Regions from separate parts of the Homo sapiens genome. Here all the other regions are linked to region 3. The links are chromatin loops, found by intact Hi-C in ENCODE. Cell type or tissue: endothelial cell of umbilical vein. All regions are shown on one strand. Region 1 overlaps CAP2 (cyclase associated actin cytoskeleton regulatory protein 2). Region 2 holds the start of CAP2 (cyclase associated actin cytoskeleton regulatory protein 2). Region 3 overlaps LOC102724591 (a long non-coding RNA gene).

What was found. A loop is a pair of places that touch in the nucleus more often than their neighbours do. Peaks named below come from ENCODE experiments on the same cell type or tissue, not always from the same donor. Only the 100,000 strongest peaks of a DNase experiment are listed, where the experiment ranks them.
Region 1: a loop joins it to region 3, with 5 times the contacts of the local background. A loop is called at or near these places in 4 of 110 quality-filtered maps.
Region 2: it touches region 3 in a loop (6-fold over the local background); 11 of 110 quality-filtered maps call a loop at or near these places.

What each region holds. Positions count from the first base shown.
Region 1 is chr6:17,489,896-17,493,895 of GRCh38, forward strand. The region is part of intron 4 of CAP2 (cyclase associated actin cytoskeleton regulatory protein 2); the gene reads left to right. Among named protein-coding and RNA genes, the nearest start is that of CAP2, 98 kb to the left of the region's middle. In endothelial cell of umbilical vein, no CTCF peak of the experiment used is centred here; DNase peaks (open chromatin) are centred at 986, 1,746, 2,126, 3,636 and 1 weaker place; H3K27ac peaks cover 3,458 bases.
Region 2 is chr6:17,392,440-17,396,439 of GRCh38, forward strand. CAP2 (cyclase associated actin cytoskeleton regulatory protein 2) reads left to right here and starts at 1,156. Exons shown (of 13, transcript NM_006366.3): 1 at 1,156-1,307. In endothelial cell of umbilical vein, no CTCF peak of the experiment used is centred here; DNase peaks (open chromatin) are centred at 1,172 and 1,842; H3K4me3 peaks cover 1,496 bases; H3K27ac peaks cover 1,172 bases.
Region 3 is chr6:17,582,425-17,586,424 of GRCh38, forward strand. It overlaps LOC102724591 (a long non-coding RNA gene), which reads right to left. Exons shown (of 5, transcript XR_007059485.1): 5 at 3,367-3,463. Among named protein-coding and RNA genes, the nearest start is that of FAM8A1, 16 kb to the right of the region's middle. In endothelial cell of umbilical vein, CTCF peaks have their summits at 1,937 (motif pointing left) and 3,582; a DNase peak (open chromatin) is centred at 1,917; H3K27ac peaks cover 702 bases.

The DNA.
Region 1 (4,000 bases), 93 kb before region 3:
CCTCCAAAAGGGCATTTTGGAAATGCTTGAGGTTGTCAAATACAGGAGGTTTCTTTTGGCATTTGGTGGGCAGATGCCACAAGCTCAGCAACACACAACACAATGCATTATCCCTCCTCTTACTTGACTGTCACCCACTGTGTATGCATGTAAGTGAAAAACATTTTTAATCATCTGAGCTTAGAACCTAATTTCATTCCATAGTCTATATTAATATGCATAGTAATTTTAATATATATCCTAAATTACCCTGGAATGCAGCTGCAGTGCAAATTGAGGGAAGATGACACTTTATTTTGTTCTGAACTTTTACCATATGTTATTTTCCATGTCAGAAAATGGCATCTCCAGATATCTCCAAAAGACTTCTTGTATTTGATTTGCTAAAACACTCATCTGTATGAGTCCACATCTGTGGCTATCTCTTTCTGCAGGATTCTATGTGCAGTTGCAACTTTGAGACTACATCATATCTTCCTGGTGTTGTTGTGGCCAAGCATTTATGTCTTGAAATTACTTTCCTTTTATTTCCCCTTTATTTTACAATTAGACACCATATGGATTTCTTAAAGTGATGTGTACATGTAGTTTATATTATCTGTGAATTTCTTTCAGGCTAGAAAAGAGGATTATAAAACACTTGCAATTTTAAAATGGAGTATTGGGTTGGGTGGGGTGTAAGTCACAAAGCTAGATGTTCCTGCCATGGCAACAGCACGCCTTTGCGGGCAGAGGTCCTGCCCATGAGTTTTCGGTTGTAGTCCTAAGATTCTGCATGGGTCCAATCAGAACAAACAGAATGAGAGCCTTGGAGAAGGATCCTGGAGGCCTCCTATTAGGCCAGGATTGCTGGAGTTTGGGGACTTTGAGAAGTCCTGGAAGAGAGACTGGGGCAGCCAGGGCAGCAGGGGGTACCCAAAGGGCTTGGAAAGTGGCTGTTTGCCAACCACTATAAAGGATCATGGCGCCTTAACAGCTGGTGAAGCTGCCCTTGTGCCCTTTGGCTGAATGTCAGCTATAAGCTCAGCCCTCCTGCTGACATGTCTGTTTCCCGTGCAAGTAAACTCTTCAGGCTGTGCCCATAGCTCCACTGGGTAAACCACAGGACGTGTGCTACTAAAAGAAATCTGTTTCTCTTTCATTCTTCTTCTGCCTTGAGCCGGTAGAAACTCAGTGTCATTAACATCATGTCCCAGAAATGTGAGTTTCTGATCCTGGGGTTCTTCTAGCACCCTTGCATTGAACTTGAACAGCTTTTCCCAAGGACTGTCCCCCAACGCCCCCGAGATTGTCAGGGTGCCCCATCTGTTCTCCACCTTTTCCAGTATGTCCCAGAGTCATGTAAGTAAATTGCCTGAGATTCTCAAAAAGAGATGACCTAAGTTTCCACCCCATTCTAAAGGGCCTGCATTGTAAGCATGTCCTTCTTACCGCATATCGTGGGCACCATGTTCTCAGTTCTTTCATCAGCTACAGTGTTTAACTCAGCAATAATTATTCCATTTCGTCCAGCTATCCATGATATGCTTTTTCTTCAGTATTTGAGGTCAGTAAAATTGCTTGAATAATTACAATAATAGCAGCTGTCATTTTTAGTCCTCTATTGTGTGTCAGACATGATGCACATATTGTCTTATGTAATCGTCATCAGAACCTTACAGATGACATAGGAAGAATACTGGGGCTCAGACTAGTGTGAACGATACGGTTTAAACCCAGATGTTTCCTGTTCCGAAGCCAATGCTTTTTTTGTTTTGCCTAAGAGTATTAGCTGTGGGAGCGAGACATATCTGGGTCCAAATCTCAGTTCTAGCCAGATGATCTTGGGCAAGTTACTAAGTATTTCTTGATCTTGTTCCCTCACTCATAAAACAGGGATAATAATGCTAATGTTTCCACCAAAGTTTTATGATGTTTACATAATATATAGAATACAAAGTACAGTGCGTGATTTATAGTAAGCAATCAGTAAATTTTCATTTCTTCCCTCCCCGCAAACTGATCTTAAGATGATAGTCATCCCACAGGACTCTCAGATTTCTGCGGGCTTCCTCGCATGACCTGCTGATGAGGACCAAATAAATCCCATTGTCTATCCAGTTCAGCTGCTCTTGGCCCCAGCCTTGTCCCTGTGTTTATTCTGGAAGGAGTACTTAATGTGCCAGGAGGAAGGAAAGGGTTTGACCTTACTGGTCTTTGCAGGAACTGTGTTCTGTACTTTGCAGTACCCATGTGCGATGCTGGAAAGGTACATCTTAGAAACGCAGAGAAATCTTCTATAATCAACCATGGGAAATGGTTGTCTATTTTTTCTCTCTATAAATTTCCCAACTTCTTGTGATGTTTGCCAGTGGTGGGGTGCATGTATTTTGATTTTAACTTTGTATTTTGGGGTCACCAAAAAAAATCAAAACACAAATAAGTCTATGGGCTGGAAGTCAGAAGGAGCAGAACTGAGGGAAGGTAACTGAAAGAGAAAAACAAGATTGGTGAGGCACCAGAGGGTCTAGCAGGAACATGGAACTGCAGCTGGCAGGCTTTATTCTGTGCTGCCGATCAGCAGCAGGCATATTATATCCTGGACTATGTGCCGGCGTCCAAAGTGGCTGGAATTGAAAGTGAACTTTAGCCTATGCGTGGCTGAATTCAGGTCAGCCAGTTGGGGGGAAAAGCAGCTTTTATCCCTGTCCACTTCCTGATTTCTCCTCATTGATGTTCCATACTCCGTTCTGATCAGCTGCTAGCATGTGACAGGCTGGCTGGATCAAACAGCATCAACCAAATGTTCAGTCAAACGTTGTAGTCAGCTAAATATTTTCACATAAGCCTTTTTTACATTAATAAAATCTCCCCTCCTCCTCTGACCCCTTTGTACTGCTTCACTCCTTTTTTTCATAGTACGATATCCCTAATATGTCTGTTGTTTACTGTCTGTTTACTGCTTGTAAACCCCAAAGGAAAGACCCATTTTCCCCACTTATGTATCGCAAGTCCCTAGGACTATGCCTGGCACCTAGTAGGTGCTCAATAAATATTGTAACAGATAAAAAGAACAAGAAAACATGAGGTCAGAGTTAGTGGATATCAGGCAGAAAAAAATGTTTATGAAGGAAAACAGAGGAGGACATAAAAGACAATATCTGATCATTTTCTTCACGTGTGAATAAAAAATCTGTATCAAAACAAGATAAACTATTACCTTCTTTAGAGAGGTACATTTTATTTCCGATTTACCCAGATCACATTGGACTTTTCAGAAGCTTAATTTTTATTTGTCACTTCAGTGTTAGTTTGTGTATTCATTCACTTGTTCATTCATGCCTGTTACATGACACTATGTTTAGTATAAAAATGCAAGCTAGACCACCAGCATCCACTCATATAACCCAAATAAGCCACTTAAATAGTGCACCTCTCTCTCACCTCAATTTGTTAAGATATGATAGAGATGAAACCAAGGCTAAAGGTTGTTTCTCTCTACAGGCCAACAAGTTTTAGGATATAATGAGTAATTGACCTGGGAAATTAAACAAAAATAATTTCACCGCCAACCACAGACTGTACCCATAATGGAGGCTGGCTGTCTCACAGACTTTTGCTGCTGGCCAGAGTGAATGACTCAGCACAAGTCAACCCCAGGAGAGAAACAATACAGAGCTCACCCCTGGCTGATTGAGGGCCAGAAGCGCCATTCTTGTAGGTGAGGAACAGAGCATGTATACACTGTGTTGTTCTGAATTGGAACTGAATTGTACTGAATACAGGAACATATAGCACATTTATGAATCATGTGTACTGGATTGAAAATGTGAGAAGATGCTCCCAAGCAAAGACACACTGAGGAGTGGAGACCAGAAAGGAACTGAGCTGAGGAGGGGGCAAAAAAAAAAAAAAAGCAAGCCCATTGCAGCTGCACTGCAGATATTACTCATCAGTTGTGGCCCCTGGGAACACCTGGTTGAGGGCAGCCGAAACAGTACGTCTAAATCGGAATTCCTGG
Region 2 (4,000 bases), 190 kb before region 3:
TACATACTTCATCCATCCATCCATTCATTCATTATTTAATACAAACATATTGAATGCCCGCCATATGCAAGGTATCCACAGGATAGGGAGGGTGCTGGCTCTGGCTTTATGCAATGTACGCACTCATTGATCAATGTTTATGTCATTTTGTTTCCCTTCTTTCCAGACAAAGGGAAGCAAAGACTCACTGCACCTCATTACTGTCAGCAGAGAGCAATGTGTAATTGGAATGACCTTTGTATAAGTGCTGACCTATGGGGTCAGAATAAGCCTTATAATGTACAGAACCAACTTATGTGCAATTTTAACATCGACAGAGAATATTGGCCTTTAAGAAATTCATCTCATATTTATTGTTTGGAGATTTTACTTTCAGAAGATATCAGTTACATTTCCCCTCTTTTTTTCTCTTTTCTGCAATTATTTTCCTGGCATTCATTCAATAAAGAGCTTCAAGTCACTTTTTTAGACTGAAATAAACTTTGATGAAAATTGAAAATCAATGCTTTCCTTCTAATGACGTTAAGAGAAAAGCCTCCAATTTTGCAATTATAATCAATATATAAAGGGGAAGTGGCCACAAATATGCTGCACATCTTAAGAAGCCAAGTGGGTTTGGTTACTTTAATTTTTAAATAATCAGGACATTTAAAAAGTTGCTGTTTATAAAATACTTTTTAAAAATGTCATCACACGCACTATGAGTGCACTCAGTCTTGATGTCTCGCTAAAGCATTAGCTGTCTAGCTCCTTCTCCTCCCAGAGCCTTTATCCTCATATTGGGTCTGGGGACACACATGCCGTCTCTTGATTCCTAAGGATCCATTACCCATTTCTCTGCACAGATCTTCGGGTATCCAACCTATCTGTGCCTCCTTCAGCCAGGAGCCTCCGGATCTTTCCAGACTTCTTTGCAATACTGCCTCATGCACTGAATCCATTTCTCGCATAGCCTGGCGCTTGGCAGGCAGGCTGGCGTTCCCTGGCTCTGCCTTCCCCATCTCCCTGTCTTTTCTCCCACGGCCCATCTGCCCCTCCTTTCCTCCACCCCCTTCTCCTCTCTGCTCCCCTTTATTTCCACTCCCCACCCGCGTGGCTTTGCTCTCCCTCTCCCCCCTCAGCTCGTCTGTATTTGGAGCTCCGGAAGCTGCCGGCGACTCTCCCCTGGAGCAGCGTGACTGACACCGGCTCCTATTCAGCTGGGAGGAGGGAGAGGGGAGGAGAAGGGGAGGGCCGCGGGAGGAGGGTACGAGTGGCCGACCACGGATTTGCATTGCCGAGGACGGGACCCCAGGGCAGCGAAGCAGGTAATCCTGCAGCGGTCGGGGCCCGGCGAGGCGGGGAGGGGTCGGGGTGCAGGTGCGGGGGGCGCCTGGCGGCGGGCGCTGGCAAGTTGAGCCCGATGGGTGGGGTAGGGAAGCGGCCGGGACGCTGCGGCTGTGGCAGCAGCGCGAGGGGAATAAAGGCGGCGCGGGCGCGGGGGCCGGGGCGCGGCGACCCGGGCGCGGGGCGCGGGCGCGGGCGGACTCCCATCTGGGTCAGCGGAGCGGCGCGCCCTGCCCCCGCCTCCCCAGCTCCGGCGTCCTGGCCGCTCGGAAGGCGGGGTGCGGGCAGGAGCTGCCCGGGGTTGGCGGGCGGCCGCGGCCTCCCCACCCCAGCGCCGCCGCCCGCCCGGCCGCTCTAACTTTGGGGGGTCTCGTCCACCGGGCTGTGAGTCTTCCAGGGGGGTGGGGGTGGGAGTCATTGCGCCGGCTCTGACCAGAGCCACCTCGATCAGAAAGTGCTGGAAAGAAACAGACCTGGCTTCCCCTCTGCAGAACCTGACTTGAGGCGATGAGTCACTTCTAAAAAATGCAGAGGCAACTGAGACTGGGGGAACGGCTCGGAAAAACGGCACCCGCCGCTGGCTCTCTGACTGCTTTGGGTAGAGGGGTGTTCGTGGAAGTAGCCGCCGTATCATCACTTTTAGGGCCAAAAATCAACCTGCAGATGGCCTTTTCTTTATTCTCATCAGAGTGGTGTTCGCTGCAAGTTGTAGCAATATTTGAATGGATGCATTCTTAAAAATGAGTATGTATGGGTGACTGCATTTAGGAAGTTGAACCGGGACTAGGTCCAAACAGCCAGAGTGGAGATGAACACTTGGTAAAAACATCTAGGACCTTTGGTTTTATAGTTATGGAAATGCAGAAGCTTCTGGGACTTGAGCACTGTAGTTTACTGAGTACTCCTATTTCCTTACTGCTTCTGTAGATTTCATTGAAGCTATGTTCCTTAGAATTCTTGGTAAACTATCTAAGCCCACTTAGTGTAAAATTACAACGGTAGAGTGAACTTTAGAGAATTGGATTTATAGTTACTAGAGTCTAATTAGACTGCAAGCCTCTTGAAAGCAAGGATGGGTTGTTTGGTAGTTCCTACGGCACCAAACAGTATTTGGCTCACAGCATGTAATGGATAGACAATAAAAGTGTGTGAAATAGTTAATTCAGTACCTTAAGTGTAGATGGAGCATGACTTCTTGAATATACTGCATATTTTGCAAGGAAAGGCGACTTCTCCATGAATCCCGAAATTTAAAAAATTCTTAATAACATTACAATCAAAGTGTCATATAAATACTTCTTAAGGATAAAGAGAAAAAGAAGTTGACTATGAGAAATCAGGAAGGTGATTATCAAGGTGGTCTTTGCTAGTAGGAAGTAAGTTTTTGTTCCCCATCGTTAATGTGAGAAGTAATTTAATTTGTTGATACAGGGTAGGGTTTGGTAAACCTTTGAGTTAAGAGCTAGATAGTAAACATGTAGGTTTTGCAGGCCATATGGTCTCCTTAGCAACTACTCAGTTCCACAGTTATAGTTTGAAAGCAGCTAAAGACAATACCTAAAGGAATGGTATGTTTGTGTTTTACTTTATTTACAGACATTGAACCTTGAACTTTTCACCAGTAACAAAATATTCTTCTGTTTTTTTCCAGGCATTAAAAAATGTAAAAACTATTCTTAGCTTGAGGGAGGAGCAGAAAACACAAAAGTAAGAGAGAAGGGAATGGATTTGTCCTTCTAGTAGTAGTTTGCTACTCCCACTGATTGATTCTGTGCTAGAATCTGGAGAGGAGCCTATTGAAAGGATTAATGGGCCACATTCTCTTGAGTGCCTGTTATACCTTGGCAGTTAAGTTAAATACCCTCCAGAAAAGCATTAACTTATTTTGAGCATTATGGAGTTTTGTTTTGTTTTGAATATTTCCTAACATCTTTATTCATGAGGTTTTGTTTTGTTTTTAATTTATTATGTAACATTTTATATGTAAAAATAATACGCTAAGTCTAGGTGAGTTATGAACATTATGTTCAACTGAACACCTGTGAACCCATCACTAGGTTTATAAACTAGGGCTTAAGAACTAGATAGTTGTGAAAAGATAGCTCATAGAATGGGAGGAAATATTTAGGAATCATGTATCTGATAAGGGTCTTGTATCCACAACATATAAAGAGTTCTTACAACTCAATAATAAAAAGAAAAATAATCCAATTTAAAAATGGGCAAAGGATCTGAATAGCTATCTCCAAAGAAGATATACAAATGGCCAATAAACCCATGAAAAGATACTCAACATCATTATTCATCAGAGAAATGCAAATCAAAACCACGATGGGATACCACTTTATACTCACTAGCATGGCTATAATCAAAAAGTCAGATAATAACAAATACTGGTGAGGATGTGGAGGAATTGGAACCTTTGTACACCACCGATGGGAATATAAGATGGTGCCCTCACTTTGGAAAAGTTTGGCAGTTCTTCAAATTAAACATAAAGTTACCATATGACCTAGCAATTCCATTGTAAATATATGTCCAAGAGAAATTAAAACATATGCTCACAAAAAAACCTGTACACAGATGTTGACAGCAACACCATTTATAATAACCAAGAGGTGGAAACAAACCAAATGACTATCAGTTGATGAGTGGATAAATAAAAGGTGGTATA
Region 3 (4,000 bases):
TCTTTCATTTCCCCCTTCCCCATTTCTTTATTGTACATAACGTAACTGGTGTATGTGCACAAGCATATTCCTTTTTTTTTTTAACCAAGCAGCCAATGGTATGTTTCGATTGACATCAAGTGGTGACGGGATGGGGAAAAACACTGAGGCTGTGGAAATACCCCATTTTCTCCATTAGTGGCATGCTCAGTCGGCTCTTACGTTTATATTCCAGTAAGTTATTTTGCTCTCACTATTTTAACAAAAAAATAAAAAAAATCCTTGCATACCTTGTTCAGTTGGAGAATTTTAATGTTTTTCATTTACCATTGTAAAACCAAGGACAATTTTATACTTTTTTGTACGTAGCTGTTACGTGTAGGGCAATCTGTCTTTAGGGATAAATTACTCTAAAACAAAGAATCCTAGTTTTCCCTTCAAGTTAAGCATCTTGTTTAAACTCCTTGTTTTAAATGAAAAAAAGTATTATCATTCTGGTTTCTAATTTTTGAATTTTTGATGGCTGTCTCATTTATTTTCTTTGTTTTGCTTTTGTAGATAATCCTACAGGAAATACGCTTGACTTGTATTGCTCTATTCTAGTGCTCATATTTCTGTAAGGTAGATTTCTAAAAGGATTAAGGATTCACAAGGCTCAGATATTCTGAATTTGGGTGGATGCTGCCTAATTATCCTTCGAAAAATGTCTAAGCCTATACTTCCACAAATGACTGAACCTGTTTTTCTCCAAACCTCGTCAACTCTGGATACCACCTCTCTTAGTCATTTTTCCAGTCTGATGTGCAAAAACATGACATGGCCTATTTAAGTGCATAAAATTGATCAAGAGTGAGGACAGTCTATTGAATAAAAAAGATAAGTTCTCATGGTTAGTAAGAATAAAATGAGCCAGGATATTAAACATGGAAGAGTATATAGGCCTGTGAAAAGAGGGAAAATGAAGAAACCAGGAGAATTGTGGAATTTTTTGAGTGCAAGAAGAAGGGGGGCCTCTGTTTGCAGGAAAATAGAATAGGAATAATACAAAAATTTTTAATTAAAAAATAGAGAAAGGGGAGCCAGAGTAAGTGGGAATTTGATGAGGTTTAGTTGAGGTTTCAGTTAATGTCCTACGTGTGTACAGCTTCAGACTGGCCAGGCATTGGGTCTCCACTTCATGTCAATGATAAGATGATGTAATAGAGTAAGTCTTAACGAGGAGGGTAAGATCAGCGATCAGGTTGGTGGGCTCCACCTTGCAGGGAGGTCAGGAGGAGGTATGGGATGAGTGCTGGGTGACACAGGCAAGGGTCAAATTCTAAGGGAAGAAATTGCGTTAGGCACAGAAGGCCTAAACTGACGTGCTCAGGAGCGTCTGTGGCTGTTCCCTCTGGATTCATTGTTTCCAGGTCTAAAAAAGGAAGGAGCAGCAGAAGCAACTCAATGTTTTTTTATATTTGTTTGTACCAACACTATATTTTACAAATATTTACGTTTGTCTTTCATAATAGCCTTCTATTGCTGACTGGACCAAAGCCAAACTCAGCCTCCCTCCCTGACCTTTCTGCATGATGTCACCCTTTCTAGCATCTACCCACGGCACTCTCTTGTTGGCTTCCTTCCTCTCGTATGTCACAGTCATTTTCTTCACACACTCGACTTATTTTCAGTTTTTTAATCTCATGCTATCCCTACCCAAAGCAATGCTTTCTCTTGGCCCCAATCTCATATTTCACAAGTAAAATCCAATCCTAATCTAAAATAGTCTTTCCTTTTGCCAGAATATCATGGGCGATGTACTTCTATGAGCATATATCTCAGAGCTGCTCCACAGTCTTCTATTAGTATAAAGCGGAGAAGGCTGAACAGATTACTTTAAGGCCCTCAGCTCTGAAGTTGGGTTTTGGAGCCTGTGGTGTTCTTAGCTTTGGAAATTCCTCCACCTACTGGTTGCCTAAAATCCTGTCTGTTCACATTATATAATGAGGTTCGCAGTTGTTTTATGAGATCGGCCTATTTTTAAGAGTAACACGGGCCTCTTGTGAATGATGACACATTTCTAAGTCATTTCGAATTCCTAAAATAAAATTAAAAATGTGCTATAAAGAAAATATTTTCTTATAATAGAAAATGTTTTCAAGCAGATGACAAATTTCTTAATGCTTTTGAACAACCATTAGGGGGCAGAAAATCATTACACAGTATAGCAATTCAATCCACGTTAGGCTGGAGAAGAGAAAGCCTATTTTATGTGTATTTCCAAAAGTTAGTACCAAAATCAAGTTATTTTTCAGTGTAATCATTGATTTGGTGCTTGGGTATCTTATTTACAAAAGAAGCCTTCCGTAGTGGCTTTATTTTTTACAACTTGCTTCCTATCAGTGTATCAAATCAGATGAACCTTACTCTGAAGGAAACACTTTAGAGACCAATGTGACATCTTGGGGCAGGGTTGCCATATATGACTAGTAAGAATAGTTGAAATATGTTGATAAACTAAAAGTAAGTTTATCTCACTAAAAATTAGAGAAATTCATAACAAAACAATAGATTTATGGCTGCCCAAGTTTCAGGAACTCTCTTTTCAGTCACCCTATCAAACGATGGGTTCAAGCGTGGTTAAAAATAGTTCGCTACTTCTTTAACAGCTTCTCTTCCCCCAAAAAACAACTCCTTAAAGATTAGAATGCAATTATTTCTACTTCTCACTTCCATTCCCCCATCAGCCAGCCTTTCACCTCTCACCCCATGAAACTTCCCAATGAATGCCACCCTTGACTTCCTAATGGCCGAATCCAGGTTCTCTAATTGGAAGGATGATAAACAAGCACTTGCTAATTTAAGTTTAAGAGAAATTTATTAAAAGTATATCACAAGCTGGATACAGTGGCTCACGCCTGTAATCCCAACACTTTGGGAGGCTGAGGTGGGTGGATCGCTTAAGCCCGGGAGGTCGACACCAAACTGGCCAAAATGGAGAAACTCCGTCTCTACAAAAAAAACACACAAAAATATAGCCAGGCATAGTGGCACTTACCTGTAATCCCAGACACTTGAGAGGCTGAGGTGGGAGGATCACCGGAGCCTGGGGAGGTCAAAGTTGCAGTGAGCCATGATCATGCCACTGCACTCCAACCTGGGAAGCAGAGCGAGACCCCATCTCAAAAAATAAAATAATAGGCCAGGCATGGTGGCTCACGCCTGTAATCCCAGCACTTTGTGAGGCCAAGGCGGGCAGATCACGAGGTCAGGAGTTCGAGACCATCCTGGCCAACATGGTGAAACCCATCTCTACTAAAAATACAAAAATTACCCAGACGTTGTGGCAGGCGCCTGTAATCCCAGCTACTTGGGAGGCTGAGGCAGGAGAATCGCTTGAAACTGGAAGGCAGCGGTTGCAGTGAGCAGAGGTTGTGCCACTGCACTTCAGCCTGGGCAACAAGAGTGAAACTCCGCCTCAAAATCAATCAACCAATCACAGCTCCTGAAATTAAAGGAAGCATAGGTAGCAAGAGTTAATCAACACTCTTATCAGATAAGGGCCCTCTGCTGGCACTACATTTATTCCATCCTTGGATCACTTGGCTCAAGTTTCCAAGTCCTCATAAGTCAGTCCAATCTGCTGAGCTCGGGCCACATACCCACCTGGTGGCTTGGAGTGAGCAGTGCAGAATGCCCTGAGAGTCTTAGCACAGGTGCACACATTGGGGGAAGAGTTAAGTGGAAATTCTCTCTCTCCAAAAGAAGGGGGGAAAAAAGAGGTAGTGTGGTCAAAAGAGAAAATGTCCACCACAGTTTTCATCCTTCCTGATTTCTTTGTGGTTTTCACACCAGATGTAACTCCTGTGATGGTTAATTCTATGTGTCAACATGACTGGCCAAGGGGCACCCAGATTAAACGTTGTGTCTGAGTGTGTCTGCGAGGGTGTTTCCAGATGAGGTTAGCATTTGAATTGGTGAATTCAGTAAAGCAGGTTGGCCGCCTCAATGTGTGTGGGCATCATCCAATCTGTTGGGAGCC